Linked DNA regions of Homo sapiens: region 1 is linked to region 2. A link is a contact called in ENCODE Hi-C or POLR2A ChIA-PET data. All regions are on one chromosome and are shown on one strand. The core of a region is the stretch at or near the end of the contact, and the rest is flanking DNA. Distances in the headings are between cores, read along the strand shown.

Evidence for each region. Hi-C counts contacts between places; a loop is a spot of excess contacts on that map. ChIA-PET counts read pairs that join two places held with the same protein, here RNA polymerase II (POLR2A). Pooled maps may share reads with other maps.
Region 1: a loop to region 2 is called in a map of OCI-LY7, with 9 times the contacts of the local background. The contact joins two enhancer-like sites. A Hi-C loop is called at or near these places in 1 of 168 maps with a recorded cell type or tissue (OCI-LY7) and 3 of 50 pooled maps. POLR2A ChIA-PET finds 5 or more read pairs at or near these places in 2 of 52 experiments (OCI-LY7 and WTC11).

Annotation. Positions count from the first base shown.
Region 1 is chr13:66,991,097-66,996,703 of GRCh38, reverse strand. All of the region lies in intron 2 of PCDH9 (protocadherin 9), which reads left to right. It overlaps PCDH9-AS4 (PCDH9 antisense RNA 4), which reads right to left. Exons shown (of 3, transcript NR_046637.1): 1 at 5,605-5,607; 2 at 423-482. Among named protein-coding and RNA genes, the nearest start is that of PCDH9-AS4, 3.0 kb to the right of the region's middle. Within about 2 kb of position 2,348, at least 8 of the 41 ENCODE cell types and tissues checked have a DNase peak (open chromatin) inside an H3K27ac peak, as active enhancers do; they include OCI-LY7, where a contact is called at or near this core.
Region 2 is chr13:66,790,059-66,795,848 of GRCh38, reverse strand. All of the region lies in intron 3 of PCDH9 (protocadherin 9), which reads left to right. Among named protein-coding and RNA genes, the nearest start is that of PCDH9-AS2, 32 kb to the left of the region's middle. Within about 2 kb of position 1,393, at least 2 of the 41 ENCODE cell types and tissues checked have a DNase peak (open chromatin) inside an H3K27ac peak, as active enhancers do; they include OCI-LY7, where a contact is called at or near this core.

The DNA.
Region 1 (5,607 bases), core at 1,099-3,598, 200 kb before region 2:
TTTACTTGTACATTTATTCAGTAAACATTTTTGTGTGCTTACTGTATGTCAGTTTGGTACTAGGCACTGAGCATACACATAAACTTAATTTATAATGTTGATGCTATTTCCTTTCTTGAAACACTCTCACACTAGCAATGCTTATTAAAATTCTTCACATATCAAATTACTTATTCTTTAACAATTAAATTTATTTAGTTTAAAAGTTGAAAGAATGTAGTAGAATCTTTTTTCAAATATCTCTTTCTCTGTGAGGCCTACCTCACCCACCCTAATTAAAACTATAATCACTCATTCCCAGCATGAAGAACTCAGAATCCCAACTATCCTGTGCTTTTTCTTTTTTTTTTAAACACTAATGTTCTAACATGTCATATAACATATTTATTACTGTGTATTGAATATTACTTGTCTGTACTCACTAGAATACAAGCTTCACAAGGGCAGAGAGTGGTGACTATTCACCAATGTACTCCAACTACCTGGAAAAATAGTAACATTCAATAAAATGTCCCGCTGGTAAGATATTCTCTTAATGAAACCTCTTCTGAGAACCCAAGCTTCAGTTTACATAGCACTTTCCTTGTGCCTCTCAGATAAGACAGAACATTTTCCTTTACTGTATCTTCCCATTAAATACAAAGCTCTGCAAGACTAGACAGTGTTGTTCACATATTTGTATCTTCTGGAGAGTTTAGCCCATCAGCCGAATTAATTGCAAATAATTATTGAAAAAAAATAAATGAAGTTAATACAATAATTCATAGTATACAGAGAAAATAATCTGTATCATTTTTCAAATATTGTGACCCAGTTGGGTCTAAGTAAATTATTGTTTTCTTCATTTAGGTTCTTTTAGTTTGAATTCAGTATATCAGAGGATTTTTAGACAGCAGTAATGCAGATGATATGTTCTCTCTGAACTGCTCGAGTATATTTGATATACATAATTTTTCAATCTTTTTATAGAATGAGATTGAGGTTTGCCTGAAAGAAGAAAAGCTCAAGAAGCAGTAGTCTTTGCTACAGGAAGACACACTATAACAGATGTTCTTTTCTTTTTTTATAGTCACAGAAAACCATCTTAACTTTGTGAAATTAAAGGGTAGAACTGACACAAACATGGAACAATTCTAACTTCCTAACCCAACCTCAAAACTTAGGGTTTGAAAATTGGTTACAGCTGTTCCTTTCTGTTTCTTAGGGTTTTGTTGTTGTTACTGTTGTTTTTTTCCCTTAGTGGTGGACACTTTTATGCACCAGCACTCAAGCAGAGTCTCTCACTGCAGGTGCATTTACCATTTGGGGACCGTGCTGCCCTTGTTTTGTTAGCCTCAGCATTTTTAAAAACCTCACTTCGCCCGTGGTGCTTGTGAATATATCACTGTCCACCTCTTTTGCCTTTTGTATTTACCGTGTCTTATGCTTCAGCCTTTCCGATGCCCTTGAGAAGCCATAACCATGCTTTACATTTGAAAGAGTGCCAGCTCATTTAATCAGGCTGAGTTTGAGAGGCATGGATGAATTTATTCTATCTAACATTTAATAAAAAATAATTTAAAAATGTGACTTATGCCATGACATGCTTAGCATTACCCTTCCGGGTTTAAATTTGAGAGCTGTCAGCACCCTCCGTGGTCTGGAAACTGACATGTTATCAATCAAGTGCGTGGGTGACAAGGCCGCTGATGTCCTCCCAAGGCTCTTGTTTAATAATTAATTTTTCATTGCAGGCATGTTCCGTAAATGGATTACAAAACTTAAGCCCGTTTAAAAGGTTTTAGAAATTCATTATTAGTTTTAAAAGATGAATGCACAAATTAACTATCCATGATAGATGAGGCATACCAAATATAGCCAGGTCCTATGTGGTTTTGGCTTATATTTATATATAGCGTAGAGTAGGGTAAAAAGTCAGTACAGTTTTATAGAGAATGTCACTGAAGCACCGAGGAAGTGATTCTTTCAAAGGAGACTCAAAAAAGGAGATCAGATGACAAAATTGTGCTTTGAACATTTTCATCTTTTCTGTTGCTCTCAGAAGTCCCCAGCCATCTAGCCTCTGGACAGGCTCAGCTCTATTTCTGGAGTCAGTACCTCAGCTTGTTTTTACCACAGAATAATATTATGATTTAGAATGAAAGAATTCTTATCAGTTATCACATCTTAATTTCCTTAATTCAACGTCAGTGCCAGTTTTTAAGCTGTTATCTTTCAGCTCCAAACCCACCAGCTTTGTGATTCCCCGGGCTAGTCTCAGCGCTCTGCATATCCGCTTTGCCATCTGGCTTCTTAATAAGTTTGGCCAGTAGGGCACGCTAGAGGGAGACCGAATGGCGGGGTGAGGGGAGCTACTGCGTCCGGCTTTGCAGGCCGTTCCTTTCAGGGTTGCCGCAGCAATGGCACTTCATCCTGGCAGCAGCCATTTGCTGGTTGCAGTGCCAGTTTCTTGGTTTCTTTTTTGCATTCCTGGAATCAGTTTCATCACTCTCTCTTGGAGTTACCAAGAGTCGCCAGTCAGTTTCCTCTCCGTGGAAGGCTGAGTCCCAATTCCATAGGGCTCTGTGCCAGACTTTTAGTCTCTGATAACTCCGAAATCCTTCCTTCTGTTTCCTAAGCTCTACAGGTATTCTAGTTTTTCTCGCAATTTTTCATTACTAGGCTACATCAGTGTCCTTTTTCTTTCTTTCTTTTTCTCACTTTTTATTTGTACCTTTAGTCCTCCAACAATTAACAATTCCCCATGTTAAATTCTCTCTGTTTAAACAACTAACGGGCTCTCTGTATTCCAACTAGATCTCGGCTGATGCAAATGCCGTAGACAATCAATCGATCAATCAATCAGCAAATCCAATTTCCCTCTAGCCACTAAAGGGACTTAATATAATTGAATGATTATAGAATTCTGATCCCATTTATCTCAAGCCATTGAAAATATTTTTCGTGTGATTATAAGATACGTAATTTTAAAAAATGATTTTCTAAATCAGGATTCTTACCAGATTATTTCACAGCTTATTCACTCATTGATTGCTTTCCTCCCACCCTTGTTAGCTTTTGTATGCCTGTCCTGCATTTTAAACCAAGGTATGAGGAGGATAAAGTAAATAGTAAATGGTATGATAGTGGCCAAAACTTTGAATCTTTTTCCCTATTCATCATCTTTGTGCAAGTTGGTAGGGAGGTCCACTAATTCAGCCTCCCCATTCCCTGTCCCTTCAAAGTAAATCAGAAGCTTCAGGTAAAAAGCAGAGAAGCTACCCAAGTTCTTTTCATTTATTTTATCATCATACTAATAATTTTGCTTTCTGAAATGATTACTCTTACAAGCAGCAAATATATTTTTTAGGAAGTTAGAATTATTGATGTCACGTTTTCATATTCAGTATCCCAAGTAAATATCAGGTAAATTCAGGAAAATAAATACAACCATTTTCTTGGTTAATTGTTTTTAAATTTAATATATGTTCATTTATTCTTTTAAATATATATTTCATAAATGGTGACTATGTATTCCATGACATAAAAACTAAGTATTTTTAGTGGGAAATTCTTTGTGGAATCACTGAAATGATAACTAGTGTTAGCAATACTTCTGTTTCATGAGACGAGTCACTTTATGAAGATTGCAAATTATTTTTTGTCCCCTCTAGAGTTCATTTCATGGGAAATTTAAATTTTATTGTCTTAACTTTAATGTTAAACATTTCCTTCACATATGGTATGGCCAGACATGTTTTCTTCTTTGCTGCTATTTTACATTTTAGATGTAGTCCATTCAGGATCTTTTTTTTTTTTTTTAGGAGTCAGAGCTTGAAGTGACGCAACACTTTCACTCTTTATCTCTGATTTACATGCTAATAAAGACAACTGATAGACAATATGATATACTTTGGCCCTAGAAGATCCTTAATGAGGAAATTCTGTGGCCTGTTTTCTCTTCTGTGCTATTTTTTGTCTTCTAAGGCAGGCATTTTTATCAGTTCAGTTTGTTGCTGTGACTAGTTCAAACTTGTTCAGGGCTTTATGCCTGAAATAAGTAATCAATTAGCCTATATATATAAATATATAACCAACCATTACAATTATCTAAGAATGTCAGGGAGTTGTGAAGTGGAAACAAATTAAAGAGTTGCAAAATTAAAAGAGCTCGTCTTCCAACAGAAGTGTGCTGACATATATTAAAGAATAAATGAATTAAAGTCACCAAAGAGGAACAGGAGTTAAAAAGAAGACCATTGTTTAGATGGAGTCAGGCTGGTGCACTGCCAAGGAAAGCAAACAGGATTTCTGAAGGCTTGGTATGAATTTCAGCTTGCATCATTCCGCTGGAGGGGGTGATTTCCCCAATATCATGTTAGATCCATAGCTTGTTCTTGACAGAGTGGCAGTACCTTTCCTCCACTGCACTCTCACCACTAGCATAGATGTAAAACACAGTAAGTACTCAGAAACTACTTGAAGAGTGCAGTTATCAGTAGAGATGATCGAAACATTTGTTTTTCTAGGGAATATCTTTGCCTTTCTTCTTCCAGAATCCTCTGGTTATAATGTGCTCACTGCTAGGTCACCAGTCATAAAACATTATGTAGAGGTTACTGGTCATTATCCTAATATATTTATCAAAAAATCTGGAGTATATGAAACTGCCTTTCATTGTAACATTAGACAAAAACATTTATTCTATCAAATACAGACTTAAAACTGCCACCAAATTGGAAGAATATGATCTTAAATTTAAAAAAAACCCATATACTTAAACACAATAATCTATCTTTATCTACCTTCCTAAACATTAATGCATGAGACTTCTCTTAATATCATGAATATGCACTATGATTTTTATGTTACATCTTTTTCTTGTTTCCATTTATGCTAGTGAAATTTATTAGTATCCTTCATTGAAACACTATTATTTTCCATGGAGGAAAATATTTTATTTCCTTTATGAAAAGGGTGCTTTACTTCTGAAATACAGAATTCATTTTGTTTCGGATTCTGTTTGTTTGTTTTCACATCAACTTCATTCTAAATGTTCATTCAAAATTATTTTTCAGACTTGAGTTCAGGTGAAAATGTTAATGGAATTAAAAAGTAGTTAGTCAAATGAAATTTCAATATATAAGTCAAATTTGAAGAAAACTGAATTAATAAAGGATTCTAAGTTTATAAAGAAATCAAAATTATGCTTTCAAAAATATTATGTAACTGGAGAAAGTAATTTTATTTTGAGATCTCTCATGATTCTTTAATATATATTTTTTCTTATTAGTATGCAACCTTTTGGTAACATATATAGGAGACAGTTAATTTTGGTAAGACTACATAATTCATACATTCTTCATCTTGACATACATGATCAAATACTTTATAACGTCCACTAGCCTTGCTCTTGTCCACTGCAATGGAAAAAAAAAATGTGTCTCATCTACTCTTCTCTATTTATAGTTTTTAGATAGTAATGGATTGATCTTACAAAATTGGGTTTACACCTGCTGATGTCTTGGAGCTCCCTCTTAATCCTGTCATATATAGAGATAAGTTATGCACTGTTGACAGATTCAGGACACTGTATCACAGAAAAATAACAAGAAAATATATTACCGA
Region 2 (5,790 bases), core at 144-2,643:
CAGTGTTTGTAGTAACAAAGAGATGCTGTTTTATAGCCACAGTAAAAGTTCAGTTGTAGAACAAAATGAGTGCAAACACTCCATCTGTAATGAGCTGCTTTAAATTGACAGCATTATCATGTTTTACCATCTTTGCAAAACATTTTTATTAGTTTGATTGGCAATGAGTAAACAGAACACCCTCCCTTTTCTCTTTCATTTGAATGTGGCAGAATATCTTATATAGAAAGAAGAAAAGCCACCAAAATAAAAACAGGCATAAAAATACTACTCCTAATCAGGAAGCATCATATCAACAATAAAGAGAGAAAGTAAATTAATAAAAGAATGGGAATATGGTGCACTGTGATATTTTCCCCCAGTCATATATCGGCTGGAATTAATTAATTAAAGCTATTTATAAATTATTTGTTAGGCAGTACCTTTCATAAAGGTGTTAGCAACAAGTATTTGTTAATCAATTTATCTTATATTTATATGTAGTATGATAGATTGAGCATTCCAAATCCCAAAACTGGAAATCTGAAATGCTCCAAAATTGGAAACTTTCTTGAGCATTGACATGATTCTCAAAGAATGTTCAAAGCATTTTGGATTTTGAATTTTTGGATTAGGGATGCTGATCCAGTCAGTATATAATGCAAATATTTCAAAAACTAAACAAATTCCAAATACACAACTCTTCTGGTCCCAAGCATGTTAGAGAAGAGATAATCAAACTGTATTCATTTTATACTAAAAAGAAAAATAAGTGAAATTATGTTAAATAAATTCTTAAGATACTTTATTACCCTGTATTTGCTGGCATTTAACACAATCTCCTCCTTTTCATTCTTATTTCAATTTGTGTGTGTGTGTGTGTGTGTGTGTGCCTGTGTGTGTCCGTTTGGGTTAGTTCCATTTGCGAAACTGTCTGATTAGTGACACCAGAACTGAAATCTAATTAGGATTCATTCACTTTAACTTTATTTATTAAAGATACTATAGATGTAGTCATGAGTGTTTCAGTGAACTGAAAGTGAAAAGGGAACCAAAAATGGTAATAACAGAGCAAAAGATCTTATATTGTTTCACTGCTACATCAAGAACTTTATAGTGAAATATACACATAGGATGAAAAAGAGAGTTAACAGGCTGCAATACAGTATTGACAGCAGGAGAGTTAAGGTCAAGCAAAGTTGAACAGCAGCATTACTGCCAGCCATTCTTCCTTGTAGATCTGAACTTTAATCCACAGAGATTGTTAAAGCCTTAGGTGGAGGTTGGGTGATAATGGTGGCTGTTATCCTAAGGAACAGATGGTAGAGTGAGTGACACCTATAAATGTGCAGGCTGCGTCTCTTCAGTGACAAGATGCTAAACGCTTCTGGCACTGAAGTAAAAAGACAGGTGTCTTGACACAAAAAGAAGTATTGAAACTTTGCCTCTAACCATGTATGACGGTGGAGCTAATTCTTCAAACCTAAGTAACTGAAAATCTAAATTGGTGTGTATTAATTGGAAAGATTACTCTAGGATCTTTCCCATCCATGTTTCTTCCCTTGCTCTATCCCTCCCTCTCTTTCCTTCTTTCCTTCCTTTTCTCTTTCTTGCCTTTCTTCCTTCCTTCCTTCTTCCTAATTAGACCCAGATGCCTGTCATCTCATAGTAAATTAACATTACAGTCTACGTTTTTTATTTTAATGGGTTCATAAATTTATGTGAAAAAAACTATCTTTCTTGTTTCTAAGACAAATAAAATAACAAAGAGAATTATTCCTTCATAGAATTATACATGACAGTGGAGTTCTTCAGTTACCTTTATGTCTGCCTTAAGTGTAGTGTGAAGTTAATCACATATACATATACTGTATATGATAATTGTAATTAGCAATGTCGGGTTTAGAGATTCATGTGGCCAACAGGGAAAACACAATAGTGTAAAAACAAATTTAACAAATGTACTTACTTTAAATTCCATTATCGTTTCAACAGATTACTTGTTTTAAAAGGTATTAAAGCTAATAACATTTAATCTACTTGCTTGAATGTAACAGCATTATTTTAGAAGCCAATGAAAATAAAGCTCCAATAATCAAGCACAACAGATGTTAAAGTTTTCAGCACAATTCTTTCAAAAAGAAAATAGGTTCTACTAGTCAATGCCTTATACTCTTTTTTCCTCCCCTTTGATTTTAAACATATAGTCATATTTGTTTTTTTCTAGAAAGAGAGAAAAAGGTGATGGACCAATAAACCATATTATAATACTTCAATGAAATGTTCTGACACTAGTTATAAATAAATACGTCATAAATGTTGAAAGACAACATGAAAGTTGTTTAGATACATTTCATTGAAGTGGTAATGTAAGTGAGTGGTACCACTAAAGCCAATATAATGGTATTAAGGATTAATTTATACCTTGGGCTTTGCTTCACTTTACCTATAAAATCACTGACTCATCCTAAAGTAATACTAAGTTATTTTCTATCTGTTTTATTCTAGACTGTATGTTCTTACCAGAAAATGTCTTTCTATCTATGCATAGCAAAAGGTATTCGTTGAATAAAGACACTAGCCTTGGGCATGCAAACAATCAAAGTTAATTAACATGAATAGTCCATGTTCTCTCCAGAGGAGTGCTTAGTGAGTTGTAGACATTTGAAGACTAACTGTAGGCCCAGGTTTTACATCTAATGACCATCATATGAGAATGCATTATATATTTATATACATATCTTTATATATATATATAAGCATATATTACATGTGCAGTATTATGAAATTTTAAAATTGGCAGCAAAAGTCAATTTTAATTTCTGTTTGTTCTGGTTCACAAAGAATCTTACCATGATGTAATCCAATCAACTAAGGTGAAAATATTCTTCACTCCTTGATTCATTGTTGAAAATAAGCTATTTCTAAATTATTTTTGTGATTATATTTAACATTTTCACTATCAATACACTATAGTAACTACTCAGGTTGCTTGAATTTAGTATCGAATCTGTTTTGGCACACTATCCTTAAGTGCAACACCTACATATATATGTATGAGTGTGTACATATATTTATTAGGCATTCACATGTATAGCCAATTTAATGATCAGATTTTTTCAAAGGTAATCTGTAGTAATATAACAAATTACCACAGATTTGGTGGGTTTTCTTGGCTTGGTTTTTGTTGTTGTTGTTTTGAGATGGAGTTTAACTCTTGTCACTCATGCTGGAGTGCAATGGCACCATCTTGACTCACTGAAACCTCTGCCATCTGGGTCCGGGTGATTCTCCTGCGTCAGCTTCCGGAGTAGTTGGGATTACAGGCATGCGCCACCAAGCCCAGCTAATTTTGTATTTTTAGTAGGGACAGGGTTTCACCATGTTGGTCGGGGTGGTCTCAAACTCCTGACCTCAGGTGATCTGCCCACCTCAGCCTCCCAAAGGGCTGGGATTACAGGCATGAGCCACCGTGCCTGGCCCAGGTTTGGGTTTTATAACAAGCTGCACATATATGGTCTGTGTTTTCCTAACTCTATAGGAGTACAATGTATACATATGTTCTATGTTTAATAAAATCTATGTTCACAACATTTTTAATGGCATGTCCTTGGAATAATTTATCCAGTTGTATATGTTAATACAGACAGTTTTCTACTATTGTGGAATTCTTCAGGTGATCCTGGAATAAATCTCGAAGGTAATAGATTGACCAACAAGAAAAATGTTTTCATTTACTGACTTACATATAATTACTGACTTATATAAAACCACACTAATATGCCTTAATATACCCTTGGAATTTCGTGAATTGAAATTTGCAGAGCACTTTGATGGAGCAAAGTAAGCATTCTAAATAGGATATTATTGATTTTTATTATAAAATTCATAACCCAGGTGTGTAAGAGTCTTGGAATAACTATGTATTGACTTCAGCTCAGTAAAACAAAGATTTTTTGTGTGCATAATGCAATGTATTTATGAGTGGTATACAGAGTGTATATCTGTCACACTATATTATTTATATTGTAGAAAAGTCCACATGATAGAAAAAAGAGTTACAGAGTGTGGTTTATATATGTTTAGAAAACAATCACAACAAATGTTATTAGATTAATCCAAAAGTAATTGCGATTTTTTCCATTGAAAGTAATGGCAAATGATAGCATTTACAAATTATACAATTTACATAATACATACATAAGCATGTACAAATTATAGCATTACTACATTATTTACATGTATGTAATACATTATTATACATTATTTACATGTATGTAAAAACATAATTATTTACAAATTATACCATTACTTTCATTGGCAAAAACCACAATTACTTTTTGTATTTGAAAGTAATGGCAAAAACTGCAATTACTTTTGCACCAACTTAATATATGTGTGTATATAAATCACAAAATCTTTATAGTCCTGCAGTTTGTCATTCAAACATTGTCAATGGACTAAAATTATTTTACTGAAATGTTTACCAGCATAGCATAATAATGAATTCCCTTTTTTAACATGTACTCAATTTAGAGGAAAAAAACACTGCTCAAGTTATAATATATTGAAAATTTCATCATAAGTTCAAATATCTAATAATTGTCAAACATTAAATCCTGTGTTTTATGACTCACCTACATTGATTTTGCTGTACTTATTTATAATGTATTAATTTCTCCATGTGTTTATGTGCAAAGGATCACTCTTGCATTATTACAGATGAACAGAGCTACAATAGAAAATGAAGTTACTTCACTTACTCTTGCAATAAATTCAGTGCGTGGTGTAGGATGATAGCTAACCTCACACAATAGCTTCTGCTTCACTAAAGGCTTAGAGCTAGAGAATTTGCATAGTAATGGTAAATCGCCTGTTTAGAAATTGTCTTGCCTTTGAGTATTAACTTTTCTGTGTTATGCTTGATTGATTATTTATAGAAATGTAACTCCTACAGAGAGCCAACATTAGCTGGCTAAGATAAAATACAATTTTAAAAACAGTATAGGTGATTAGTCTTCTACATGACATGAGATTTCTTTTTTAATCCTGTATAAAGTTTCATAGATTAATAATATGGCTAAGGATTTCCAACCATAGGTAGGAACATTATTTGGAATTATATATGAGATTGGGCACTTGAAAAATAAATAAGGATACTTGATATATGACAGGTGGCAATTTATGTCATGGGAAAAAGGATAGGATTTACTCTATTGATGAAAGAGTTGGTTATTCATTTTACTAAAAACATTAAACAGGCCCCTGCCTCACACCATACACAAAATCAATTATAGATGAATTAAAAAACCAAATATATAATGCAAAACAAATAGACTTTAAGAAGACAATATAGAAATATATCTTCATAGACAGGAAATTTTATAAAGCAGGCACAATTATAAATTATGCAGAAAAGGTTAATACATTCAACTACAAAAAATTAGAACCTCTCTTTGTGAGAGGTGATTGAAAAATGAGTAAAAAGTCAAGCTAGAAGATATTTGCAACTTATTTAACTCATGAATGATTACTATCCAAAGCATATTATGAACTGCTAGGAATCAATAAGAAAACAACCAAATCTTTTGGGGAAAAAATTGCCAAAAAATGTTTACAGAGGAGAAAGCATAAAGGTTTACAACTATATAAAATAATGTCCCACCTTATTATTTATTACAGAAATGTCAAGTAATAAACAATGAAATACCGTTTTACATTTACTTAATTAACCAAAAAAAATTTGTCTTACATTGTTAAGTGGTCTGCATGTGGCTTCAGTAAAATTCTTATTAATCATGGAAACAAAAA